3 separate regions of the Mus musculus genome follow, and all the other regions are linked to region 1. Evidence: chromatin contacts called from ENCODE Hi-C or POLR2A ChIA-PET data. All regions are on one chromosome and are shown on one strand. Each heading gives the region's core, a stretch centred on a gene start or an enhancer-like site at or near the end of the contact. The rest is flanking DNA. Distances are from core to core; before and after follow the strand shown.

The links. A loop is a pair of places that touch in the nucleus more often than their neighbours do. ChIA-PET counts read pairs that join two places held with the same protein, here RNA polymerase II (POLR2A).
Region 2: POLR2A ChIA-PET joins it to region 1 with 24 read pairs in embryonic stem cell. The contact joins the promoter of 4930473A02Rik here to the promoter of Nop56 in region 1. A Hi-C loop is called at or near these places in 3 of 37 maps with a recorded cell type or tissue (T-helper 17 cell, regulatory T cell and v-Abl transformed pro-B cells). POLR2A ChIA-PET finds 5 or more read pairs at or near these places in 3 of 5 experiments (Patski and embryonic stem cell).
Region 3: POLR2A ChIA-PET joins it to region 1 with 18 read pairs in embryonic stem cell. The contact joins the promoter of Ddrgk1 here to the promoter of Nop56 in region 1. A Hi-C loop is called at or near these places in 1 of 37 maps with a recorded cell type or tissue (T-helper 1 cell). POLR2A ChIA-PET finds 5 or more read pairs at or near these places in 1 of 5 experiments (embryonic stem cell).

Annotation. Positions count from the first base shown.
Region 1 is chr2:130,272,653-130,276,140 of GRCm38, reverse strand. It overlaps Nop56 (NOP56 ribonucleoprotein), which reads right to left and starts at 1,729. Exons shown (of 12, transcript NM_024193.2): 1 at 1,665-1,729; 2 at 1,418-1,507; 3 at 995-1,109; 4 at 317-478; 5 at 1-165. The coding sequence starts at 1,667. Snord110 (small nucleolar RNA, C/D box 110) reads right to left here and starts at 626; the gene lies at 568-626.
Region 2 is chr2:130,562,332-130,566,100 of GRCm38, reverse strand. It overlaps 4930473A02Rik (RIKEN cDNA 4930473A02 gene), which reads left to right and starts at 2,352. Exons shown (of 9, transcript NR_040348.1): 1 at 2,352-2,447. It overlaps Mrps26 (mitochondrial ribosomal protein S26), which reads right to left and starts at 2,344. Exons shown (of 4, transcript NM_207207.1): 1 at 2,111-2,344; 2 at 1,874-2,020; 3 at 1,670-1,793; 4 at 707-1,163. The coding sequence starts at 2,322. The coding sequence ends at 1,044.
Region 3 is chr2:130,662,340-130,666,067 of GRCm38, reverse strand. Ddrgk1 (DDRGK domain containing 1) reads left to right here and starts at 1,423. Exons shown (of 9, transcript NM_029832.2): 1 at 1,423-1,593; 2 at 2,514-2,720. The coding sequence starts at 1,503. It also overlaps a transcript of Itpa not described here.

The DNA.
Region 1 (3,488 bases), core at 480-2,979:
CCAGTTGGTCCAGGAGGCTTATGGACTGAATAATCATGTTGTCCACTCGGTTCACATTAAATTTAACTTTGGCACGAGAGTAGCTGTGTCCCAGCCCTAGCTGGGCCTTACAAGCAGAAAGATCTGTCAGACCCTTCACCAGATTATGGAAATGCAGACGAACTCCTAAAAAGAAGATGGGACTTTAAGAATAGATCCTCCAGGACCCAAGTAACCACTCACAGCAGATCACATCACCAGGCCCGTAGGCCCCCTGCTGGCTTCTGTGGGCACTGCATCCACGTGGTGGACAGAATAAATGAAATAGGACTCTTACCTCGAAGGATCTCAGCTATCACACCACCAGTCTGGCAGTTGTACCCCAACTCTTCCTGTATTGCAGCACCAATCTTGGGGTCTCCAACCCCCAGAAGTACTTTCTTCTTTTTAGATGGCAGGTATGTCTCCAGGAGCAGGCGGAGGTCCTCGTGAACAACACCTTTGGGACAAAGAAAACAGCTCTAAACCACACATTGCAGATTGGAGACTGTCTCCAATCGGATTAGTTAACACCCATCCCCGCAGGCATTGCTCAGACACATGGAGTCGTCAGTGATCTCTCAGGGGATTGACAGATATATAAGTCATCATTGCAAAGCCTGGCTCTACCACAGGTCCAGGAGCACAATTGTAAAGCATTTAAGTGCTTTTTAAATTACAAGATTTATTTATTATATGTACACTGTAGCTATCTTCAGACACCCCAGAAGAAGGCATCAGATCTCATTAGGGATGGTTGTGAGCCACCATGTGGTTGCTGGGATTTGAACTCAGGACCTCTGTAAGAGCAGTCGCGCTCTTAACCGCTGAGCCATCTCTTCAGCCCCTGCATATTAATGTTTTAAAATGCCATCCTGTAGGTCTCAAATAATCCCTAGACTGTATCAAGCTTAGAAGAAAATCATCTAAGAACATCAACCACCCAGAATCCCATGTTCCGGAGGGACCGACTCACCTTCAGACACAGCATTGGCATTTTCCAAGGCCACCTGGGATGAAGAGAAGGGACAGAAGGCCACCAGACGAACGACATTGTGGAATTTGCCAAGGTTAAGCACACATTCCTCCACCTGGAGAGAAGGATGAATGGGCTTTCTTTGAATTTGGCTTCTACAGCGCAGTAAGGCAGAAGCACCAGCTGTTGTAGCAATTGGTGCCTGGGCCCCGAATCTTAATTCTCAAGAAATGGAAATGAGATGTTTATCTCCGACCGCTTCCAATTATATAGATTCGCGTTAAAGAGTCCCCTCATTCTAGAGCTCCCCCCCCCCCCGCCGGGCCCGGTGCGGTCGGCCACGTGGGAACACGCGGTGCATGCTGGGGTTTGGCGGCCTTAGGGGCTGCATTGCAGCTCCGCGAGCCCACCGAGCTCACCCACCTGCGGCAGCAGCAGGCTGATCTCCTCCACTTCCTTCAGCGCCAACAGCGCGTAGCCGACCGCATGCTCGAACAGCACGTGCAGCAGAACCTGAAAAGAACCGGCGCGCGGCCATCAGTCAAACTTCCCAGTCCGCGGGGCCGCTGCTAGAGCAGGCCCTGGCTCAGACCCGGAGCACGACCCCGAATGCAAACCCAGACGCACGCTAAGGCCTTCACTACGCAAATACCCCACCACCACTCCTCACCATGGCGCCTGCTCCGTGCCCAGCTCGCAATGCGGCTAGCGCGCTCTGGCGCGCGGAACCAGACTGCGGAGACCACACCTTCTCCGGTTTGACCAATCAGAGGCTGCGGACGAAACCATTGTCAGGTCTTCGGAGGGGGTTCGCGGGTGTGGTATCGTCCGTCGGGCGGGTTGGACTACCACGGGCGCGAGCGGGCCTGCCAAGCCCAGCCTCTGCGGCTGCGCGAGCCGGTACTGCGTCTGTAGTGAATGGTGTCGCTCCTGCCGGCAGGCCGCAGAGTGGCCTGGAGACCACCCTTCTTCGTTCCTCGTGCTTTTGTCACCCGTGTGCCGGGCGGCAGAACTCGGTGAGGGGACATGAGGCTTCCTGATAAGCCTCGCAGGTTTCCCGCTGCCCAGATATTCCGGGTCCTCGTGGGACCCGGCCTCAGACCCTGCAGAAATGGCGTCTTCTTGCTGCCTGCCTCTTCCTTTTACATTTTGTTGTTAACAAAATTGTTGGTGCGGGCTGAGGCATAGACAAGAGCGGTTTACCTCTTCCTAGTTCTGTTCCTTTCCCTGATTCATAGAACCCAGCGCTGCTCGGCACCACGTGGTTGCTCATGGCCGCGTAGGCCCAGAATTCTTCCAAGGAGCTGCGTTCCTGTTTTTTTCAGTGCCAGTTTTAGGCACACCAAGGTGGATAATTTAAAATCACCTTTGCTTTAAAAAAGAAAATAAAAAGACACTTTACTTTAGTGTTAGGATTATAAATCCCAAACTTGATGGCCTAGTCGGCCATCAATGGGAGGAGAGGCCCTTGGTATTGCTAAGATCATATGCCCCAGTACAGGGGAATGCCAGGGCCAGGAAGCGGGAGTGATTGGGTTGGGGAGCAGGGCGGAGGGAGGGTATTGGGGGCTTTGGGGATAGCATTTGAAATGTAAATTCAGAAAATATCTAATAGAGAGAGAAAATAAATCCCAAACTTGAATAGTCTCTCTTAAATAGTCTATGCCTTATGCGAGAAAAAAGAATCATGGAGTAAGTCGGCTGTACATTGTCTATCATGGAGTAAGTCGGCTGTACTTTCTCTATAATGGAGTAAGTTGGCTGTACATTGCCTGTAATGGAGCTGGCTTGGATAATAAAGTGGACTTGGATAGTAAAGAAATGTGTATGTATTGCAACTAGGAAGCTACAAGCGCTTGGCAGGACATGGTGGAACGCACCTTTAATTCTGGTATTTGGGAGGCAGAGACAGGCCTGGCTACATAGCAAATTCCAAGGCAGATAAGGTTACCCAGTGAAACTCTGTTTCAAGAAAAGTAAGCTATAAATGCTTGTGATTAGATGAGGCGACACAGCACAAACAAACAAGCAAAACAAGATGTTCCTTTGGCTTCCTCACCTCCACCACTTCATTAAAATGTCACCCCAGGAGTTGAATGGTGACACGCACCTTTAATCACAGCACTTTGGAGGCAGACATCTGTGAATTCAAGGCTAGTTTGGTATATATCGATAGCTCCAGGCTAATCAAGGTTACATGGTAAGACCCTGTTTCAAAAAAAAAAAGAAAGTCCTCCAATATTTATAGTTCTGAACCTAGTGGGATCTGTAGATTGTGATATCAGACACCATTTCTTCCCTTCCCTAGGCTTCTTTGATAAATTAATTGCTCTTGCCTACGTTCAGACAGACCTTTCCTACCAAAGTAGACTTTTGTAAAATTGTTGAGTTTTGTCTCCAAGTTATCCTTCGCCCTGCTTCCTGAATATTTCTAAAGCAGAAATTCATGTTTTGTTTATGGTTGCTCATTGTGAACAAAGTAATAAGAAAATTA
Region 2 (3,769 bases), core at 1,103-3,602, 290 kb before region 1:
TATGACAATGAAAGCAAAAAGGCAGGCAGCTCATTCACTAACATGTATACATTGCAGTCATGAACATCTGGGTTTGATCCCTAGTACCACATAAAAGCCATGTGCATCTAATCCCAGTGCCGGGCAAGCATACACAGATCAATTCTCTGAGGCTGGCTGGCTAGATAGTATAATTAGTGAGTGCCAGGTTCCAGTGAAAGAACCTGTCTCAAAAGCCAGAATAAAACACAGTAAAAAATAAACTAAAAAAACCAAAACAAACTTAAATCAGACCAAGGTGAGAGTCCTGAAGAATGACACCAAGGCTGCCCTCTGGCTACCACTTACACACACAGAAGGGCAGCAACTGACTGGAAGAAGCAGGTTTAGCTTGGGAGTCTACCACCTGCTGAGTAGTTCAAAATATGATAGATCAGGACAGGGCCTGGTTACAGAAGTCACTGCTGGAGAGCCATCAGGAGAAACAGGGCACCCTTTTTGCTTCCTGGATCTTGGACACACCAGACCCTAGCCAGAAAATCCCAGGATTGAGCAAAGCAGGTACCTAACTCATAGCTCAGTTAGGTGAAACTTGCTTCTGGCTAGAAACCTAAAGACTCAAATAATTAGGGACAAACGCCTTTGATTTTACAAGCAAGTTAGCATCTGGTGTAACTACTTTCCTCTTTCATTAGCACTGTAACTATAGCCAGTAAATGGGCAAGACTGGGCTCCAATACTTTATTTATAAAAGCAGGAAACATTTGGCTCACACGACTCCAAGAGACTTACAAGACAAGCTTGGCTTCTAGAGGGGACACAGTCCAGTCCGATCCTCTGTGCGATAGGAACTTCCCAGAGTTTAATGCTGCCCTGAGTTTGTCTGTGGTGCCAGAACAGGGACATCTGGGAGTTCCCAGTCAGGTGGTGAGTGCCGAGCCTGGAGTGACTGAGGTTGCTCTGGAAACGGCTGAGCCATCCTCCTGGGATGTACCAATTCCTATCCCAGTACACAGACCCTAGGCAAGCACTGTGCTTATTTGGGCCCCCAGAAGTCTCTGTGCTCAGTTCCTGACCACCTGCCCTTCTTTGGTGACGGCCCAGTTGTAACTCTTCGGAGAGTCCAACGCTTCTTCTATCCGTGCCTCCAGGTTCTCCCGAGTGATGAAGTTTTTTGCCTCCTCCTACAGGAAGAGAAAGGTTGGCTTTGTGGGATCTCTCCCAGAGCTGGCTGCCTGCACTGTCTCTAGTCCACGGGTGTCAAAAGAACCCAGGGTCTCTTTGAGTGTCCCACCAATCGTCCAGCACAACTGTACTAGGTGACCTCGACCATCATATTGCTCTTCCTTGGACAATCACCCATCAGATCTCTCGGCCACAACCCAAGAACAAATCGTGACAACCTGATTAGAGGTGGGTGGACTCTCTCAAGTGCATGAATCCCTCTTACGTGTTAAAAAGCGCTCCATTCTCACTTACGGTTTCCCTGACTTCAAGTTTCACAAGGCAATACTAGCCTGTAACCTTTTACTGACCATTGCCTGCGAGGCATACCCTCTGCGCTGATGGAGAAGCCTCCTGAAGACTCTGGTCACTTGACGCCCAGTGCTGTCATCCCCCCCCCCCCCCCCCAGCCTCCCTTGCTGGGGTCTCCAATGTCCACATTCCCCATGACCTCCTGCATGCCCACCTGCAGCTTGAGCACTTCTTGCTCTTTCAGTTGCACCCAAGCCTGCTCCTCCTGAGCCCTCTGGGCCTGGGCCTCAGCCTTCTGCACCTCCTGGGCCTGTGCTTCCAGCTGCAACCTCGCTATCCTGCGAGGGGCAAGACGCCGAGGGTGAGCGGGGCCACAGATGAGCCTAGCCCAGCCCACCCAGTCCCGGGCCTCTCGCACCGTAGCTCCTGCATTCGCCGGTTCTCGTCCCGGTTCCAGGCCATCAGCTCCCGGTGCTCCGTGATGGCCTGCTGCGCCTTGCGCTCGGCCAGAACCCCGGCTCGGGCCTCGTGCAATTTCCTTCGCACCTCCAACGTGAACTCTAGCCTGGGGAGGACGGGCTTCGAGTCAGCACCCACCCTCGGCCCCGGCCCTTCCCGAAGGGCGTCTGCCCTCCACACGCACAAGCACACGCACCTGAGAGCGCGCACGGTCTCCCGGTACTGTCGGTAGCGCTCGGTCAACACGAAGAATTCCGCAGGGTCCACGGCGGGAGGCGTCTGCACCCGTCCGACCTTGGATTTGGCAGGCGGGTCATGGCGGGTCTTGCGGCCGCGCACGGGCAGGAGCAGCGGGGTCGGGGGCCGAGTCTCCGGCCGCGCCGCCAGGCGGTTCAGAGCGCGCAACATGACAGCCAGCGCCTGCGCCTGCGCCCGGCCCGGAAGTGGCCGCGGAGCACCACGGGAGCCTCCTGTCCTCGTCCCTGTTGGGCGGAGCTCTTGCTGTCTGGTCCAATGCACGTCCGGACTCTCGGGTAGAGTGGGAGGGGTCGAGGGGCACCTTGGAGACCCACAGCTTGCTGGGCTGCGTCGCCCGCTAAAGACAGCTACACCGCAGGACGCTCTGCCCACTTGTTCACAAGTTTGGACACCGTCCCAAGTGTGTGGCTCTGGGGCTCTCTGGCCCGCCGATGGCCTGTCTACCCTCCCAGACCTGATGCAAGAAATTTGGAGTTCCTGGCTACTTTAAACTTTAGATTTGCAAACCATTTCCTTGCACTGCACTGCCCTGCTGTGGTCTTGGGGGAGCTCTGCAGTTGCCAGAGTTCTCAGTATCAGTGACAACTTGTTCTCAACTGGGCGACCTGTGAGGTGACCCTTGTCCTCTTCCACCTGACCCGGGGTCTTCCCACCTCGAGACTACTCTTATTTATGAAGTACAATTTCCTCTCCAACTGAAGAGAAACAGCAGTGCAGCAGGGCAGAGAGCATCTGTCTCAGAAGTAGCTCGTTCCCCTCTGCCTCTCCAGCAAGGAGAGTTGTTGGAAATCAGAAGCTGACCCGAGTACTGGGGAACTGAACTTTCACCCCACTCATTAGTATTGTCTAGACCAGATTCTGCAGAGAACACCAGGCCATGGTCCTGCACTTCCAGGACACTTGGGAGTGTCTGAGGAGCCAGGACTGGGTGCAATAACAGACATTTTCTCAGAAGAGAACAGAGGCTGCTTAAACCCTGCTCTCAACTTCCAGGCTTGGTGGAGGCCCAGTCTGCACTTTCTTTCTCTCAGTCAGGCTTTGGAGATGAGATGCCAGAGTGTACTCTGGAGTCCTGGGGGCAAGCTGGTGACAGGTTTTCCTCCAGGGTTCCGGCCATAAGACCATTGCTGGGCCCTGGAGGATCCAGGATGGATGGTCTGTGGAAACCAGGGCATTACTGCTGCCCTACCCTGGAGTACCACAGGGTTGCTCCGAATGTCAGGGAACCTGACACTCCCACCCTGTTTTTGTTTTTGTTTTGTTTTTTGGCAGGGTCTCACTAGATAGCTCTGTCTAGCCTGGAACTTACAGTGTAGATCAGGCTCACAGAGATCCACCTGCCACTGCCTCCTAAATTCTGGCATTAAAGGCATATGCCACCATACCTGTCCTAACCCTTTCTTCTTCAGGGTCACCCTAGACAACCGGCAACTCATCTCAGATAACTTAAGTGTCTAGGCCAAGAGAATATTCTAGGGTATGGGCCATTTCCCTAGAGGCTCCCTAACCTTGCTGGCTCTGAAGTCCTCTCGCTAGTCAGGTGCACCCATCCTTTTAGAAGGTTTCATAAATGTAAGAGATTTAGATCTAAGGTAGA
Region 3 (3,728 bases), core at 174-2,673, 390 kb before region 1:
TATATATATATATGTATATATATATATATAGAGAGAGAGAGAGAGAGAGAGAACAGGTACTAGATTTTATATATATATATAATCACATATAAGCATATATATTACATATATAGGCCAGGTAATTAATATACATATATATATATATATATATATCACATATAAAATAACATTTGTTAAGAAGCCAGCCAGGTGTGGTGGCACACGCCTTTAATCCCAGCACTTGGGAGGCAGAGGCAGGTGGATTTCTGAGTTCGAGGTCAGCCTGGTCTACAGAGTGAGTTCCAGGACAGCCAGGGCTACACAGAGAAACCCTGTCTCGGAAAAAAAATAATAATAATTCAGGAGCCAGGCAGGTCTGTGGTGCCACATGCCTTTAATTATAACCAAGGAAGAGGCAAGCAGATCCCTCTAAGTTTGTGGCCAGCCTTGTGTACATATTGAGTTCTAGGCCAGGCAGGGCCATATAATGAGAGCTCAAAGAACTAAAACAAAACAACCCATCCTCAAAAGATGGAGGAGCGTCTGGACATCAGGGTGCACACCTGTACTCCCATATAATCCAGGCACTTATGAGGCAGAAGCAAAGGATCAGTTTAAAGTCACCATCTACTATACACCAAGTCCAAGGCCAGCCTAGGCTACCAGATACCCTGTCTCAGAACAAAACCAAACAACTAAAGGTGGGGGGCAGCTGCGATAAAATTCCAGCAAAGCCTCAACCTTCAGCCGAACATGGATCTAAATCTCCAAATATACGGAAAGAACGTAGGTGCTAGAGATAAAGCTTACCGTAACAGCGCTTGCCTGACGCCTGGAAGGCCTTAGGTTTATCAACATTGAGAAACAAATTACAAAACATTCCACATTTACAGAAAGTAATACAATGGATGCCTAACTTGCAGTATTAATAAGATATTCGTACACACGTTGCATTTTTCAGTGCTCCAAATTAAACTAAGGGCCTTGGCCATGAGTGCTCTACTACTAATCTACAACCCCAGCTTAGTCCCCTACTTACTCGCCCCACTATTTTCTTCCTTTTTCTTTCTTTTTTTCTTAAACACTTATTTGACGTGTATGAGTGTTTCGCAGGTATGCATATCTGTGTATAACCTGCGTGCCTGACACTCGAGAGGGTCTGAAGAGGGTTTTGGGTCCCCTGGAATTGAAGTAATAGAAGGTTGTAAGCCACTATGTGGGTGCTGCGAACTGAACCCTGGCCCACTGGAAGAGCAGTCAGCGTCATTAAATGCAGACGACCTCCATGTTGCCATATAGCCAGAGACGACCTTGAAATGTTGGTCTCCGAGTCTCCACTTCCCGAGCACTGGGATGGCAAGCAAATGTGGCATCAGGGACTCTTCAGTTAACTGAGGCCCAGGTCAAGCCCAGGGTGGGGGCGGAGCTCAGCGAGCGGCTGGGCAGGGCGGACGGTAGTGGGCGGGGCCTGGCGATCCGGATCCCGCAGGCGCGCTGGCTGCGCTGCCCGGCTGTCTGTCGTCATGGTGGGGCCCTGGGTGTATCTGGTGGCGGCAGTTTTGCTCATCGGCCTGATCCTCTTCCTGACTCGCAGCCGGGGTCGGGCGGCAGCAGGTAGGAGGTGCCGCCGTCCCAGGGCTGGAGGAATCCGTTTTTCAGAGTTCCTGGGCTTTGGTAGGCCCTCGACTCGTGCGCATGCACTGACGAGCTTTCCTGTGCTTACGAGGAGCTTGTGCGCTGGCCCGAGCTTTGCGCACGCGCCTTAGGACACACTCGGAATTAGCGCGGAGCCCAGAGCTGGGGATGCAACCTAGGAACCAAGCCTGCCTTTCTACTCTGCACCAATAGGAGAGGCTGCCGGTTTTCTAATCCTGCCCAGTGTGTTCCGCTTACTAGGAGTAGGAGGGCTAAGCAGCCTTAGGAAACTGAATGCATCTCCCGCCAAAGAGGGCACCCATGCTGCTTTGCCTCGCCTCCACCAGGGTTAGAAGTGGCCTGGCACTGACAACCTGACAGTCCCCCTTACTAACATTTCACGTAAGTGTAGGAGTTTCTATATATCTCTCTGATGCCTGACCCCATAAGCCACCTCAGAGCACCTCTGTGTCCCACGGGCAGAAGAGACAGAAGCTGAGGTAAAGCTGATTGCCAACAAGTCTTCCAGGGAGGGACGATTCAGCCTCGACTGTGACATGTAGTCTCTGGTTGGCGTACCCTATAAAATCATAACATAGCAAGAAGTAAATGTAATCTTGCAGCGGGCATGGAGCGAGATCTGTAAACCTCAGGGTGAGAGTATCCTCACAGGTCGCCTGTTCAAGATGAAGATATCAAAGGAGGTAGGAAATGAGAAGTGAGCATCAGGCCAAAGTGTGCGTACAAAAAAGGCCTTGACAAACCTAAGTTGGGACTTGGTGCTGTGGGCAGCAATAGTCTGAGGTGGTTCAGCAGGGGGATGAGACTCCCAAGATCCTGTGCTTCACTCTCTTGAAGATGGGCTGCTTGACAGTGTTATGATTCCTCCCTCCCAAAAGCTGACGGAGAACCACTGCACAATGAGGAAGAGAGGGCAGGAGCAGGCCAGGTAGGCCGCTCTTTGCCCCAGGAGTCTGAAGAACAGAGAACTGGAAGCAGACCCCGGCGTCGGAGGGACTTGGGCAGCCGTCTACAGGCCCAGCGTCGAGCCCAGCGAGTGGCCTGGGAAGACGGGGATGAGAATGTGGGTCAAACTGTTATTCCAGGTAAGAGGGCCCAGCCTGGGGGAGGGCTGGATTAAAGGCGTTCGGAAGTCTCCCAAGCTAGAGACACACAAGGAGCATGAAGCCAGTGGAGGAAGGACATTTAGTGGTAGGACTGGAGTCTTGGGCCTGGGCTTTGGTCCTTGAAGTCAGCATTTCTTAACTCAATCCCTGTTCTATTGGGCGTCACTTCCTTCATCTTGGTTCAGTGCAATTAGCTGTAACCCTAGAATAAGTGCTTAGAAATAGAGACATTTCAGCTGATATTTACATCCACACAGCAGACACTTGGAGTCTTACAAAATCCGCATGGTTGTGGGAAAGAATGTGTCTTCTCTAGTACTTGAAGTCTGGCTTGGTAGGAAGAAGAGAATTTAGGGGAAATTGGGCTTTGGCTTTGACTCCTTGGGATTATTAGCCCCTTTGTCTTAAAAAGAGACCTTCAGTGGGTATGTGTGCATGCTTATAACTCCTGCACTCAGAAAACAGAGGCAGGAGCATGGGAAGTTTCAGGCCAGCCATGCTTATATAGCCGTTTCAAAAGCAGCACCCAGCCGCAACAAAGAGACCCTCTCTTCACCGTCCGTCCTGTCTCAGATTTGGGTCCTATACTCTGAGGCCCAGGCATCAGCGTATCAGTTATTTTCAGCTGGCCCTGGAGTAGTCCTGAGGTTAGGGTTATTTTTTTCTGTCTGGCTCTGTTACGATAAAGCATCCTTTATTTTAAAGATAAAGCTCCTTTGGGAGGTTGTAGGTAAGGTTGAAGGAGTCTGAGACACTCATCAGTTCCTGACTAGAACATACAGGACGTTGGATTTATGCAGGAATAAACTTCCTTGGAGGTTTGGCACAGAGACAGAAATTAGGGACTTCTGCAGGTACATATGAGTCTCAAACATTCAGGTATTGACATCTTACAGCTGTGCAGTATCTAAGTCTCCTTTGTCCCTGTGTGTGGCCTTCCACCACCACCACCACCCCCCAAGTACATAATGTGTTTGTTCTTACACT